Linked DNA regions of Homo sapiens: all the other regions are linked to region 1. Evidence: chromatin contacts called from ENCODE Hi-C or POLR2A ChIA-PET data. All regions are on one chromosome and are shown on one strand. Each heading gives the region's core, a stretch centred on a gene start or an enhancer-like site at or near the end of the contact. The rest is flanking DNA. Distances are from core to core; before and after follow the strand shown.

What was found. Hi-C counts contacts between places; a loop is a spot of excess contacts on that map. ChIA-PET counts read pairs that join two places held with the same protein, here RNA polymerase II (POLR2A). Pooled maps may share reads with other maps.
Region 2: a loop to region 1 is called in a map of posterior cingulate gyrus, with 4 times the contacts of the local background. The contact joins two enhancer-like sites. A Hi-C loop is called at or near these places in 8 of 168 maps with a recorded cell type or tissue (B cell, CD8-positive, alpha-beta T cell, PC-9 and 4 more), 3 of 37 single-sample maps with no recorded cell type and 9 of 50 pooled maps. POLR2A ChIA-PET finds 5 or more read pairs at or near these places in 3 of 52 experiments (MCF 10A, OCI-LY7 and common myeloid progenitor, CD34-positive).
Region 3: a map of gastrocnemius medialis shows a loop between it and region 1 (4-fold over the local background). The contact joins two enhancer-like sites. A Hi-C loop is called at or near these places in 9 of 168 maps with a recorded cell type or tissue (K562, Ramos, body of pancreas and 6 more) and 5 of 50 pooled maps. POLR2A ChIA-PET finds 5 or more read pairs at or near these places in 6 of 52 experiments (HEK293, MCF 10A, OCI-LY7 and 3 more).

What each region holds. Positions count from the first base shown.
Region 1 is chr3:4,718,396-4,723,510 of GRCh38, reverse strand. The region is part of intron 40 of ITPR1 (inositol 1,4,5-trisphosphate receptor type 1); the gene reads right to left. Among named protein-coding and RNA genes, the nearest start is that of EGOT, 31 kb to the left of the region's middle. RefSeq lists an enhancer at 4,097-4,597. Within about 2 kb of position 2,615, at least 24 of the 41 ENCODE cell types and tissues checked have a DNase peak (open chromatin) inside an H3K27ac peak, as active enhancers do; they include gastrocnemius medialis, where a contact is called at or near this core.
Region 2 is chr3:5,197,702-5,202,816 of GRCh38, reverse strand. It overlaps EDEM1 (ER degradation enhancing alpha-mannosidase like protein 1), which reads right to left. Exons shown (of 12, transcript NM_014674.3): 3 at 3,122-3,225; 4 at 893-1,064. Among named protein-coding and RNA genes, the nearest start is that of EDEM1, 13 kb to the right of the region's middle. RefSeq lists an enhancer at 4,986-5,115. Within about 2 kb of position 3,321, at least 7 of the 41 ENCODE cell types and tissues checked have a DNase peak (open chromatin) inside an H3K27ac peak, as active enhancers do.
Region 3 is chr3:5,070,264-5,075,378 of GRCh38, reverse strand. No RefSeq gene overlaps it. Among named protein-coding and RNA genes, the nearest start is that of ARL8B, 49 kb to the left of the region's middle. Within about 2 kb of position 2,703, at least 2 of the 41 ENCODE cell types and tissues checked have a DNase peak (open chromatin) inside an H3K27ac peak, as active enhancers do; they include gastrocnemius medialis, where a contact is called at or near this core.

The DNA.
Region 1 (5,115 bases), core at 1,366-3,865:
ACTGCTGTCATGCTTGTTCTAAAATTAGTTTAATTAATTCTTAAAACAAAAATTAAATTTAAATTAATAACTGTCTTTTCCCTTGAAAATTTTACGAAGCCGTTTGAGAAAACAGAGGATGCTTTGCATCTTCAAGAATCGTGTCTAACCAGAAAAACACTTTTCAATGTGATCCCTTCGTGGAATAGACTGGAAAACCCCAGAGCACTGCATGAGCATCCTGTGACTATGGCTCATCCAGGGTTTAGCTCTGGCTCTCTGTGTGGCCCTGAGCCAGTCACTGAACCTCTCTGGGCATCCACTTCCTGACCTACTCAAGGAGGACAAAGCAAATATTCTTTTTTTGTGTGTCTGTCTGTTTTTGTGATGGAGTCTTGCTCTGTCTCCCAGGCTGAAGTGCAGTGGCATGATCTCGGCTCACTGCAACCTCCGCCTCCAGGGTTCAAGCGATTCTCCTGCCTCAGCCTCCTGAGTAGCTGGGACTACAGGCATGCACCACCACACCCAGCTAATTTTGTATTTTTAGTAGAGACATGGTTTCACCATGTGGGCCTGGCTGATCTCGAACTCCTGACCTCAAGTGATCCGCCTGCCTCGGGCTCCCAAAGTGCTGGGATTACAGGTGTGAGTCACCACACATGGCTGCAAATATTCTTTAGGATTCCTTCTAACTAAAATACTAATTAATCCTTGGTTTATTTTCAGTAAATTTCATTTCACAATATCTAGCTGGCAAGTTCCCTAAATAATCCAACCCATGGGCCAGGCATGGAAGGGGCCAGGCCATACATGGTATCTAAGTCGGTAAAACCACCCATAGCCTATACTAGCACTTCCTTCTAATGCGGATGTTGGCTATGTTTCCTTGAGGATAAGGTTATTTTATGGCAATAAGCTGTAATTTCAATAAATATAAGCATATTAATAGGATATATATGTTCAAATAAGATCTGTATAAATACAATGTATAATACCCCAAGGAAAAGATAATGTTTAGTAAATGAATAAATGGAATTATATTTTTATTGTCACGTTTTTTACATGAAAGGTGAAGCCCTCATTGAACATGTGTTTAGGGGGAACATTTTGAGGGCACGGGCTCTCTGAAATTCCCATGTTCTGTATTCCTGCTTAGTCCCAGGACCAGTCACTGCGTTCAGGCGCTGGCACCTCCAGTCAAGGCCAATCTCACACATCAGCAGGCGATTCATAGTGATCTGATGTGCTCTGGTTTTGAACTGAGAAACCAACTAGTGCCCTCTACTGCCTCTTCATATTTACTCTGCAATCTTGTCTTCCCAGTGTTTTTAGGCGAGGTGAGCAAAACCTAACTTAATAGAAAAATGACTCCCAATGAATGGCTTTGAAATAGAAATTCAAACTGCACCTCAAGTCACTGAATCTTAAGTGTCCTTCCTGGATGAGGCCACGAATCAGGCCCTCATTATGGTACCTTGGGTAGTAACTGAATATATGCATATGCGACACTGATCTACTCACTTGCAACACATAATGTACCCAGCATTTTATCAAGGGACAAATTTCTACTACAAATGAAAGAAATTATACTTTATCATTCTTAAATGAAAAGGAGCACACAGACTTCCTAAGGTGACTATTTCTGGTGTCTGCACAACAGCACCCACGCACATCCATCCATCCGCTTCATGTGTGCCTATCACAGACCAGCACAGATCGCGGCCTGCAAATACCCTTTGTTTTCTACTGCCCTCAGCAGTAATCCCCTTCCTACCCTGGGGCTTCTAGAATTTTCCTTTGAAATGGGATGTCTCTTTCTATGACTAACCTGATAGAAACCGAATGCAATTCAAAAAATGTAACTGTACCGTAGATCTAGTTATCAGCAAATCAAAGACAATTTGTATCTCCAGCCGCTCGAATCAGTCTTCAGAGTTCCTTTCCACTCACTCATAACCTCAGAGGAGACCAACAGTGAACAGGCTTGCAAATATGTTTGCTGGGCCCGATCCTGCATCAGCCTCTGAAAACCCACACTAAGAAAACAGAAAGCTTTAAAGAAAATTGAGCTAAAATAGAAGTTATCTAGCATTTCAGTAGAACAACTTTAAATCTTCCTATCTGCTGAGACAACTATCTTTACTAACTCTATTTGTTTTTAGAAACAGAACTAAGCAAAAATTATTTAGCTCCAACAATGTGGTTTCACCTACAGTTTATAGGACAAGCTCATCAGAACCCAATAGCAAAGTTCATTTTTTAAAAACACATTCTGACATGACCAAATTATACAACTTCAGTCATTACGGAATAATCTCAGTGATATGCATATATATATATATATATATATATATATATACACGCACACACACGTATCTACACACAGACATATATAAATATATATAAATATATATATATATATATCCCTCCACTGACTTTGCAATAGGTTCTGTATGTTCTGAGTTGAGTTTGCTCTGTGGTTGCCAGTGTCTAACAGTAAACAGCCCCACTGCATTTATTGGCAATTACTGCTGAAGGTCACACATCAGCAGTGAGCCTAAATTCCAGGAAAAAAAGCAGCTCTTATGTAACTGCTGCCTGAACACTGGCAGGTACCCAACCCAGCAGTTCACAGCAATGTAAAAAGTAGGACATCTCCACCCTGGGTTGGGCGTCATGAGAACGCCCCCTGAAGGTGAAATTTAATCACTCTTTGTTTCTCCTGTTTCCCCCTCTACCTCGAATTTTACAATGGCATCTTTTGCCGGCAGAAGCAGCTCAAGTAGGAGAAGTCGAGGAGTTAACATATGCAGGCTGCAGCCGCCCTGAGTAGCTGGAATGTGAATTTAGCTTTTTTGTTGCAATGCAGGAGGGCAAAGTTGCTAGCTGGCACCAATGGCTCCAGAGATTCCACAGTTCCAAGGAGGCAGTGATTCAGTGGGAATCACATCTCAAATACGTAGAAACAGACACGTCCACTGAACCACAGTACCTGCTTTCTAAACACACCAATCCCTTCTACAGACACATCTATGAAAACTAGGTGGACTACTGTTCTGCTCACCACCTCGGGAGTACTTCGCTGGAACTATCCGTTTGATTAGTGCAGCACTTTAAAGCATAGGAAAGCAATTCACATGATTACCTGTTGGGGCCACTCACCTGTCATCACCTGATCTCCTAAGCCGCTACCTGGCCTCCCTGCTTAGGTAGAAGTCCCCGGATTCCATGAGCTTCTCCTTTCTAATGTGTCTCACAGCTGAGAGCTGTCATCTTGCATGAATCTGTATTATTGTCCCTTTGCCCCCCACAAAACTGTAATCTCCAGAATGGCAGACACTGTGCCCATTTGGGGCACCACTGTATCCAAATCCCCCTGGACGTAACAGGCACTCAAATATTAGTCATATAAATGAATGTCTTTAGCACCAGCTGTTAACTCTTTCAAGCCAAGAATGGCTAGAGGAGGGAACTTTCTGGGATGATGGAAACATTCTGTGTCTTGATTTAGGTGGCGGCTACACAGGTGTACACATGTGTAACAATTCACCCAGCTCTGAGCGGAAGGTACAACAACATGAGGAGTTTCTCTCTCTCCTCCACCCCATCTGTCCCCCTGCCCCAGCCCCAGGGGATTAAGAAAAATCAGGGGGTAAGGATGGAGACCCTGCCTCTTTGCTTGCCAAAAAACAAACAACCCCTCCTCTTCCTGGTTTCAAACAAAATTTTATTCTAGAATGCAGCGGGGAAGACCCCATACCATGCGCTTTTCTTGCAGGAAATCTACACCTGTGTCCTCATTTCACCCTGTTTTCTCAGAGCACTGACAGGGCCTCAGTAGGCATTGTACTTTTTATCAAGTCATTAATTGCACATCAAGTGGCCTTTATGATCAAAGCATGGCGTCCCTTCCTCAGTGGGCCACTGGGCAGGCCCTACACAGCCTTGGGGCTCTTCCCCACCACATTTAGACTTTGGAACATGGGTACGCAGTTCAGATGTGAGGCCCTGCCTTAATCCCGGGCCAGCACGAATTCTCATTAAGCTTCTGCAGAACTCCAGCTGTGGGCTGCAGGTTTCCAGGAGTACACACCGGCAAACGACTTGGTGGGGGAGAAACCACAGGAGCTGTGGTAGCTTCCAGAACGGCATCAATTATAAAGGCCAAGGAGGCATCTCCGCTGAGAGGGCCAGATCCACCAGCCTGAGGGGCTGGGGACAGGGCATCGGTGTCCCAGCGCTGGCAGTTGCCAGGGGAACAACGCAGAAGGGGATCCACAGTTGCTTCTTCAGGGAATTTTCAAAGAATCTGAGTGGCTGCCAGAACATTCCTCTTTTATAAACAGACAGTATTCTATTTCCTAGAGTATAATTACAAACACACCTGCTCCAACTGTGGAATCTTTCCATAAGTGAGCAATAAACTCCCAGCCAGGAGACCCAAGTTCTATCTTGAGCAAGCAAACACATCAACTGATTACTATGGGGCAAAACAGTGTATTAATAACACCACAGACTCTGATTAGGGAAGGTTTTCCTTTCCCGACTTCATTTGTACTTAAGCAAATAGAAACTCAACCTCAATATTTCAGAGGAAAAATTTAAATCAGTGAGGCATTTACAACTCTACGTAGAAACAAGAGTCTTAAAGGGTGCCAACATCAAATTCAGCATAGAAGTGATTTTTCTGGCATATAAATAACCCGGAAGAAGGAATGCTAAACAGGAAACGGCAAAATTCCCTGCAGTTAACGGCAGTTAATTAAGTTGGTGCACTCCCTTTTGTTTTTCTCACCTTCTAGTCTTCCCAGAAGGCATGGCCCTCTCACCTGCTCCCGTCTAATTAATATAAGGAAAAATCTGTGCTTATGGAATTGACTGTGGTAGAACAGTAAGCACATCAGGAAAGCCAGCCACGTGTTTGTCCTGATTTAGTCACTGTCTAGCTGTGTGAGCTAGGACCAGTCACTTAGCCTCTCTGAGCTCCATTCCGGAGGCAACTGTGCCAAATTCAACATAAGCACTCATGCTGCTTTCTGTTTCAAGCTGGTAATTCAAACCCTCCTTAGGGATATCTGAACCATTTCTTAGTATTCCTGAAATTACGGTGTATTAATTAGAGTAGATACTAGAGTA
Region 2 (5,115 bases), core at 2,072-4,571, 480 kb before region 1:
TACGGGAATTAAATTTAAAAGACACAAACAAGACAATAAGAACAGCAGAGCCTTGCTTTATTAATAAGAGCAAGTCTTCAGGGAATGGCTATAACACTTCACTAAACCTTCTCTTTCCAGCAGGTTTTCTTCATGGTAACACAGGCACCAGGCTTTAGGGTTAGAGACAAAGGCAAACTATAGAATTTCTTCTAAATTTTAAATGAACCACTATGAACTCACTCCTGCTCAGCACCTAAACAAACCTCAAACTGGGCAAGAAAGGAGGCACTACCAGAATATGACAGCCAGTTTCATCATGAAGGCTCTGTGCTCTGGCAGTTCTCAGTCAGTTACCTAAAAGGCTGACTCAATTCCCAGAGGAGTTCTGGGCTTGGCAAATCAGATGTCACAAATATATAATCTAATTCCAGATCCTGGCATTTAAATCAGCAGCTAACTTGCTGGTCTGTGCAGCCTTTATTTGAAAGATCCACGTGAAGCATTGAAAAGAACACTCACTGAGCTCCCGCAATACCCATGTGAGGATCTCTGGGAAAACAGACCCAAGTCAGAGATGAAGACAAACTCCCCACACTGCTTTGTAGCAGAGAATATAAATCACACATGTAAATGGACTTAAGAATACTGAACTTCACAGAACATCTACTCTTTAAGGGGAAGGAATAAGTCAGATATATCACTGTTTGCCTTTCATACAGTGGATGTTCAGTAAATGCTGAATGAATTTTAAAATATTTACATCATATTTAAGGCCAAATTCTTCTAAGGACACTGCTTTTCTCATCTACCTCCATCCCATTCCTTCTCCCAAATAAATTAGTAAGCAAAGAATTTTAATTCAGGAAGATAGTGAATTGTCAAACACAAAGGGTCAAACCAGTCTACCCACCCGAGGATATGGAATCCCTGTCTTGGTGTTTTCAAAAGCAGGGAGGAGCCGCACCGCCAGGTCATGGGCCATGTATAACAACTCATTATCATAGTCCTTAATTGTCATGTCACCAAAGGGCTGCTTGGAGTCAGTTATTATTCTGTGAGCAGAAAGGAGGCTTCCCAGGACCCTAATGACAGGAAGAACAAAAAGATAATACAATCGTGTTGCTTGTAAATGCACATAATCCAATTCAGAAAGATAGAAGTATGTTCATATCCACATAGACTCAGAACTGCCTGACGTCAGAGAGACCTGACTTAATGGACTCTTGAATTCCTTTCTAGCTCTAAGAATACACGATTGATTTTTGTTAACCATATTACTAAAAGAGAGAAAGGGAATCATTTATTCGAGACTACCAAAAACAATGCTATTTAAAATAGTAACAATTTTGGTAATCTAAATCTTAGGGCATTAAGAAAAGGGAGTTGGCTGGGTGCGGTGGCTCACGCCTGTAGTCCCAGCACTTTGCCAAGAGAGATGCATCTCTTGAGGCCAGGAGTTCAAGACTAGCCTGGGCAACAAGGCAAGACCCTGTCTCTATTAAAAATAAAAAAAATTAGCCGCATGTAGTGGCACACACCAGTAGTCCTAGTAGCTACTTGGGAGGCTGAGGCAGGACGATCTCTTGAACCTAGAAATTGAAGACTGCTACAATCATGCCACTACACTTTAGCCTGTGTAACAGAGCAGGACCCTGTCTCTTAAAAAAAAAAATAAGAGTGTACTAACTGTTCTCAGAATAAATATTACCTATTAGTATTATTAAATTACTCCTGATTTATTTCACTTGGGGAAAACACTCATAAAAAAACAGAAGCTGGGCATGGTGACATTTGCCTGTAGTCCCAGCTATTTGGGAGGCTGAGGTGGGAGGATCGCTTGAGCCCAGGAGTTCAAGGCTGCAGTGAGCCGTGATAGCACCACTGCACTTCAGCCTGGGCAACAGAGCAAGACCCTGCTCTAAAATGAAAAAAAAAATTTAATTTAATTCAAATTAAAAAAAAAAAAACAGAGAAAGGTAAGACAACAAATACTAAGTAATTTTTGTTGTTTTGGCTGCCAAGCAACTTCCCTAACACCGTAACATCTGGTAAAGAGGCAAGGTGAAGAGGAGGAGGAAAAAATGACCTACTAAGAGGCAGCAGGCTACCAGCTTATACCTAAGTCCTTGTAGACCCATAAAGTCCCATTCTAAAGATCTGAAGTAGGCTGTGATATATGTCAGAACAAAGGTTTTCACCAATTTAATTTTAAATAAGTATTACATCTGTGAACTGGAATGTTATGCAGTTGATACAATTTTCAAAAGATGTAAACAGGAAAATAACCACAATGTATCAAAAAAAGCAATATACAATATACTAGGTATACAGCATGATCCCAATCCACTAAACAAATAGAGAAAAAGAGAGAGACAGAGAGAGAAATAGAAGTGAGAGATATACCTAACAAAGAAATATACTAAAATGGTAAGCAGTGATTTTCTGTGGGTGGTAAGATGGGAAACTCTCATTTCCTTCAGAAATATGTAGGGGTTGTCCTAGGACACGGTGAAAGAAGAAAATGAAATCAGACTATAAAGGGAAACCATGAAATTCTGTACTAGACAGACACCTATTTTACACCCCCGTTAAAACATAAATGTACCCAGGCATGGTGGCTCATGCCTGTTATCCCAGCACTTTGGGAGGCCAAGGCAGGCGGATCACTTGAGGTCAGGAGTTCGAGACCAGCCTGGCCAACATGGTGAAATCTCATCTCTACTGAAAATACAAAACTTAGGTGTGGTGGTGAGTGCCTGTAATCCCAGCTACTCTGGAGGCTGAGATATGAGAATGCCTTGAACCTGGGAGGTGGAGATTGCAGTGAGCCAAGATTGCACCACTGCCCTCCAGCCTAGGTGGCAGAGACTCCATTTCAAAAAAAAAAAAAAAAAGAGTTTAATCTATAAAAACAAAACAAAATACAAACGTGTCTTTCCCTTCAGTCCGGAATGTGATTACTTTGAAATAATTGTTCCAGTTTTGACAGATATGAACATGAAAAATGCACACTGCACCCATAAAGCCCATATGGACTCCCTGCCTGGATCATGTGGCAAAAAGACCCTCAAAGGTATTTTTTTCTTTAAACACATAAAAAGAAGTCTCCAATTCATTTTATGAATATTCATTATTTTACCTTATCGTGGCCTCAAAGACTTGGACGGTGGAATCTTTGTCAAATGAAACTGTGTTGATCACTAACTTGACGGCTTTCTGGAACTCGGATGAATTTCCCATTATCTTTAAAAAGAGGAACACAGGTCATTACAGCAACTTGAAATGAAACTGAGGCTGTATCATCACAGCAGCCCAGTCACGTCACCTAAATGTCTGTATGTGGTTTTGCTACCATAGGAGTAGAAACACAAGAGACAGAAAAGCAGTTATTTCTTAGCATATATTCCCAGCACATGGCTGGCCCATTTCCTCCAACTCAAGAGTCCTGTCTCCAAAGGACAAAACTGTGAAAATAATTCCTTGTAAAATCATTGGCACTCCTCATCTTCCCAACTCCACTCTCCAGCAAACTTCACTATGATCTTATTTAACATGCCAGGCATTGTGGTTTCTAAAACTTCTGGCAGGTATACAAATAAATCAGAAAACTGAAGAAACAAAAATATGTCTTTCTCTCTGCTCCTCAAATAAATCAGCAGCTTGGGTGCTTGGCTCCCAGGAGACCAAAACATGTGGAAAACTGAATGAACTTGTTGATTGTTATCCAGATGCCTAAACACTTTGAGAAATAGTGGTAATATCTTTTGGAGCACAGGATAAAACCAGTGACTGATTTAAAAGAAACAAAACATATGAATAATCAGCTCTATGTCCTTTTTAAAAAGTGATCTAGAATTATGATTCCTATTTTGGGTATGTAGATACGACGTCACACTAAGCCACTCTCTCCTATGTGAAGCACAGTTGGGCATCAAACTTTATAGATTAACCTGAATCAAAATTATTTCATTCCACTCTAAATTTTATGACAACCCTGAGACTATAATGACATCATAAGGACATACTGTGATAGAAAAATAAATTTCTGGGACCCCAAAATCACTAAGCCAAAGGGAAAAGTCAAGCTAGGAACTGCATCAGGCAAACCTGCCTCCCATTTTATTCCTAAATAAGATAGCTACAAAGATTCAAAAAAAAAAAAAAAAAAAAAAGCTATATACGTCCCTTACAATTTACCTACAAGGAAATTCCTTGTGGGCCTCAAGATCTTCCCCTCAAAACAATTCTGCTGAATTTCACCCAGGCAATGTAAATTGACAGTTTATCTTCACAGGTACAAACAAAGGACAGAACTCAGTCATCCCTCTGCTCACCTAAGAAAAATGCATATCTGATTGCTTCCTCTGCCCTACTGTTTATGTAAAACTGCAGATTCACTAAGCCAGACAAAGGCATAAGTGACTATTCCTCTACCTTTGTCACAGGTAAACTGTATATTCCGTGAAAGGCTAATCAGAGAGTCAACCGGCTGGACACGGTGGCTCAGGTCTGTAAGCCCATACTTAGGGAGGCCAAAGCGAGCGGATCACTTCAGGCCAAGAGTTCAAAACCAGCCTGGCCAACATGGCAAAACCTTGTCTCTACTAAAAATACAAAAAATTAGCCAGGCGTGGTGGCGCATGCCTGTAATCCCAGCTACTCGGGAGGCTGAGGCACAAGAACTGCTTGAACCCCTGGGAAGGTGGAGGGTGCAGTGAGCCGAGATCTCACCACTGCACTCCAGCCTGGGCAACACAGCAAGACTCTGTCTCAAAAAAAAAAGACAAAAAAAATGTAACCATTTGTCTTTTATCTGCCTGTGACTTGGAAGTGCCCCCTCACCCCACCCCCAGCACTTCAAGTTGTCTCACTTTTCTGGACTGAACCAATGTACATCTTACACATACTGATTGATGTCTCATGTCTCCCTACAATGTATAAAACCAAGCTGTGCCTAACTACATTTTTTCCACCTCATCGTTATTTTGCTGTAACCTACAGAGTAAGTACAGACATTTCTAGCTTTCAGTTCTTTCTTTTTAGAAGATGATGCAATAATGCTGCAAGTTGCATCCAATGGTCAGGGGACTGCTATCTTCACAGTGTTTCCCTAGCACATCTGTTAAAGCCTGT
Region 3 (5,115 bases), core at 1,454-3,953, 350 kb before region 1:
TAAGAGTTAGTTCTATGCAGAGGATCCATCCCATGGAGGCTAAAGTCACAGAGGGTTGCAGCCACTGCCCAATCCAGGCCAAGTCACGGCAGATGCAGGAGGAAGAAATAACCTGACCCATCTCTTTCCAAGCTTCAACCTCCTGCTGGTGCCTACCATTGGCCAACCAGAAACCAGTCCCTAGAGATCAGCCTCCCAGGGTGCACAGCAAGCTGGAGTGCAACTTCCCAGGCTCAAGCAATCTTCCCACCTCAGCCTCCCAAATAGCTGGGACAATAGGCCTGTGCCACCATACCTGGGTAAGTATTTTATTTTTATTTTTGTAGAAATGAAGACTCACTACAAAAATAGCAGTCATTGCCCAGGCTGTCTTGAACTTCTGGGCTCAAGCAATCCTCCCACCTCAGCTTCTCAAAGTGCTGGATTACAGACATGAGCCACCACGCCCGGCCAGCACTAAAAATTTGGTTCACGTTATGAACCCAACTATTTGGTAAAGGAAGAAGTATGTTTCTATTAAAAAAAAATGTGGCCTCCATTTTTAATCAGTTACTAGTATGAAGACACTTTGCAGTAAATGTACATTTCAGTGTTTACATTGAAAGCACAAGCCAGTTAGCCTGTTCCCCTGCTCTGTTGGGTGTTTGTTTGTTTTGAGACAGAGTCTTGCTCTGTCGCCCAGGCTGGAGTGCAGTGGCACAATCTTGGCTCACTGCAACCTCCACCTCCCCAGGTTCAAGTGATTCTCCTGTCTCAGCCCCCTGAGTAGCTGGGATTGCAAGCACCCGCCACCACGCCCAGCTAATTTTTGTATTTTCAGTAGAGACAGGGTTTCACCATGTTGGTCAGCTGGTCTCGAGCTCCTGACTTCGTGATCCTCCCTCCTCAGCCTCCCAAAGTGCTGAGATTACAGGTATAAGCCACCGCGTCTGTCCTCTCGTACTCTGTTTATCAAGAGTTAAGTGTGTCTCTGTGTGAAGATATACTGCAAGCCTCTATGACTTTTCTGCTGGTTCTCATATTTAGAAGAAGAACCAAAATTAGCGAAAAGGAGCAGGCAACTACCATGTAACAAAGAGATTTTGTTTGTTTTGCATTTGGGAAACAGACCAGAAGTGACAGTGAGGCAGTAGGGATGGGGGAATTGTCTGTCTCAAAATATGCCTGTCATACGGCAAGATCTCAGACTCTTAGAGATGAAAAATACCTTTAAAGAAACACACACACATGCTCAAGTCCTATGTTTCTCAAGCCCTTTTAGCTGTGAAACACCTTGTTTGCCCACTTACAAACACATTTTGTTTTTTTTTAAGAGACAGTGTCTCTCCCTCTGTCACCCACCCAGGCCAGGATGCAGTGGCACCATCATAGCTCACAGCAGCCTCAAACTCCTGGGCTCAAGAGATCCTCCCACCTCAGCCTCTACAGGTAGGTGTGTGCCACCACACCCAGATAATTTTTTTTTTTAATTTTTATAGAGACAGGGTCATGATTTATTGCCTAGGCTGGTCTTGAACTCCTGGCTTCAAGCGGTCCTCCCACCTTGTCCTCCCAAAGTGCTGGGGTTACAGGCATGAACCACCATGCCCAGTCTAGAAGAATGTTAGTAGTTCACATTTATTAAGTACATGACTATGTGCCTGGTATTGTGCTTTGTACTTTACCTGGATTATCGCATTTCATCTGGACCACAATTTTACAAGAGAGCTGTTCTTATTTCTTCCATTTTACAGAGAAAGATACAAGAGGTCAGAGAGATGGCCCAAGGTCATATTGCCAGTGACTGTGGGAGATAAGATTTGAACTCAGGCGTCCTGACCCCTCAACCTGTGTCTCCACTTTCAGATAAAAGCCAAATTGCTTTGTTAAAGCAGAGGGTAGAACCCCAGAATCCTGATCACTCTCTCCTTGACCATGTCCTTGTTCGTGGCCACCAGGGGTACAGTCTGAAAACCCATTCAGTCCAACACTTCATTTGATAACTTAATTGATTAAACTGATTAATTCAATAAATAGAAGAACAATCACTCAGTTCTCAAACACTACCCATCTCTTATTTTTCTCTTTTCCTTGATATAATTAGACACCGTTTTTCATAGCTATCATCAATACACACATGTAATTTCATCTTGGGCTCTTTTTAACATAAATCTCTATTTTCTGTAAACATTTCATGTATAAACCCAGACATAAATCTTACCGATTTTAACAACTGCTTATTATGTTAACGGAGCACTTGATGAGAATTTCCTAACCTGTATTCCATGAAAGCCTACCTCCAGGTGATATGAATAAGTATCTGCAATAAAAAGGGGTTTTATACATTTTTACATTTATATTATACATTATATATATATATTTATGATAAGTTTGGGGAACAATACACATACTCTTCTCACAGTATGTTACTCTGTGAGTATATTACTCCCTTTCAATACCCCCACCAACATGCACATTAGAATATTAGAAACACTGAGAAGTCACACAAGAAAGCAACTGGCATAAACAGGCTTAGCAAACTGATCTGATGGTGAAATCTTTTTGGAGACACCCTTACTGAGCAGATTTACTGCCCAATAGACTCCAGTTGATGGCATGACACCCTACGCCAGGTTTGCTGGATTCTTTCTACATGCATGCGAGTGCCCTTACTTTACAGATGAGGAAGCTAACACTCAAGTCACCCAGCCAGCTGGCAGCACTGGTTAGGACCATAACTCAGGTCTCCTAACTTTTGCAGAAATCCATGTGACAACATTGTCTGGGCTCTTGCAGGTTGACACATGCTCTGATATTTCACAATTTCTGAAGAGCAAGTGAGCACAATGCCCAGTTCATGATGGATGGCTCAGGTCACATGGTAACTTGGCAGCTTGGGATAAAACATTCAGTCTCCCCTTAGGTCCTGTAGAAAACCCAAAAAGCCTTCTCAAAAGGTGAATATGTAGCGCTCTGCAGAGGAGGACACAGCTTTGCTCCCAAATCCTGAGGTTCTATGCTGATCCACCCCTAACCAGCAGCTCCAAACAGCATCTCTCAGCCACAGATACTTCAAGCTGCATCCTATCTTTTGGGTTGTAGGGCTCAAGCAGGGAGCAGCTTTCACAGCAACCTGATCCTGTTGTGACCTTCTCATATTCTATGCCCTTCATTAAAAAAGGCCACTGTCAGTGGGTTAGGAATGAAGATATAGGCTCAGGGAAGGAGCCACAACCAACATGCAATGGGGCGGGGAAGAAGGCAGGTGTAAATATCAGTTATGACCATGTGACTAATTGCAGAAACTAGGTCTGTTATAGTTATGGGCATTTCTTCCCGATTTTGTCATGGAGGCCGATGCAGAAGGATCACTTGAGCCTGCAAAATCAAAGCTTCAGTGAGCTATGATCTCGCCACTGCACTCTAGCCTGGGTGACAGAGTGCCTGGGGTGCTCTCTGGGTGCTCACCCAGAATGCCTGGGTGACAGAGCCTGGGGGTTACCACCCCCAACCCACCTCTCATTAAAAAAAATGTGCTAATACGATTTAACGTTGTATTTCAGTATTTAAGTCACGATTTAACCTTGTATTTCAGTATAACCTTGTATTTCAGTATTTAACCTTGTATTTCAGTATTTAAGTCACAGGATATCAAAAGGGCAGTGTAGCTCAACTAGAAAAGGAATGAACATCACCCAAAAATAGTTAAGGAGGTTTGGGGTCCCTTATGGAGGAGAAAGTTAACATGTTTACAGATGCATGAGAGGTTATCATATTACGTTTTGACCCATAGTATTTCTCATTGTTAAGGTGCCAGCTATCAAACAAATACTGAGTATAAAATGGGAAAGAGATTCAGGGGAGTCTGGTGCAGCCAGTCTGCCTATGAATTCAGAAATAATACTGTATTTGTCCATGCACAAAGTTCAGCATCCTTTTAAAGCAAGTGTGCCAACAAGGATGAAGGAAATGGATGCCCGTGTATTAGAGGATGAATAAACATACGCCACTTGGGGGAACTCATGTTCTCTTAGTCTTCTCAGAACTTACAAGCTGCAGAGACTTTTTGTTGATACTAAGAGATGGGTTAGTGTGTGTGGGGGATTCTGAGCAGAAATGGTTTTTGGTGCCAGGTGACTCATTTTTCAACAACTTCCACATTCAGCAGATGGTGATAATGCCAGCACTTAGCGATGGGGCTGAGTAAATCAGGACGGCATGTTTCCACACTTCTCAGATGCTTATTTCTAAACATTATGTAAAAACCATGTCTTCGAGCACTTCTCTCGGCAGGAAGGGATGGAGCCCGGGCAAGGTTTCTGCCCTTGGAGTTGTTCTTGCCCTCCTATTGGAAAGTTACCACGGGCCACACTACAGGAACATAAAGAAAAGGTGACAGACGCTCTCACTTTTCAGGCACCGCAAACATCAGGCCACAGAGTATACTGACCACACTGCCACAGACATTGTCTGTCTTCATCGTTTCTCACAAGAATATGACCGTATTGAAAGGACCTTCAATGCTGGGTGCAATGGCTCATGCCTGTAATCCCAGCACTTTGGGAGGCCAAGGCGGGAGGATCACCTGAGGTCGGGAGTTCAAGACCAGCCTGACCAACATGGAGAAACCCCGCTTCTACTAAAAAAAATACAAAATTAGCCAGGCGGGGTGGCACATGCCTGTAATCCCAGCTACTCGGGAAGCTGAGGCAGAAGAATTGCTTGAACCCTGTAGGCGGAGGTTGTGGTGAGCTGAGATCACACCATTGCACTCCAGCCTGAGCAACAAGAGCGAAACTCCGTCTCAAAAAAAGAAAGAAAAAAAGAAAAAAAGAAAGAAAGGAACTTCAAGTCTTCAACAGATTCCCATGTATTCCAAAACAATTAAATTATGGAATCTTAGAATTTATGGAATAGAAGACACTTAAGGTCATTGAGGCTGGGGCAGAGATAACTAACTTTTCACCAAATATTTTGCATGCCCTCTTGAATGGTATAGAGTTGATGCTGAGAAGTAGCTGCCTAGGGCAGAAATACATTTCCCAGTCCCCTTACATCTATGCAATGCCACAGGACCAGTGCTGGCCAGTGAAATGTGAGCAGAAAGGGATGTGTGTCACTTCTGGGCCAAGGCAG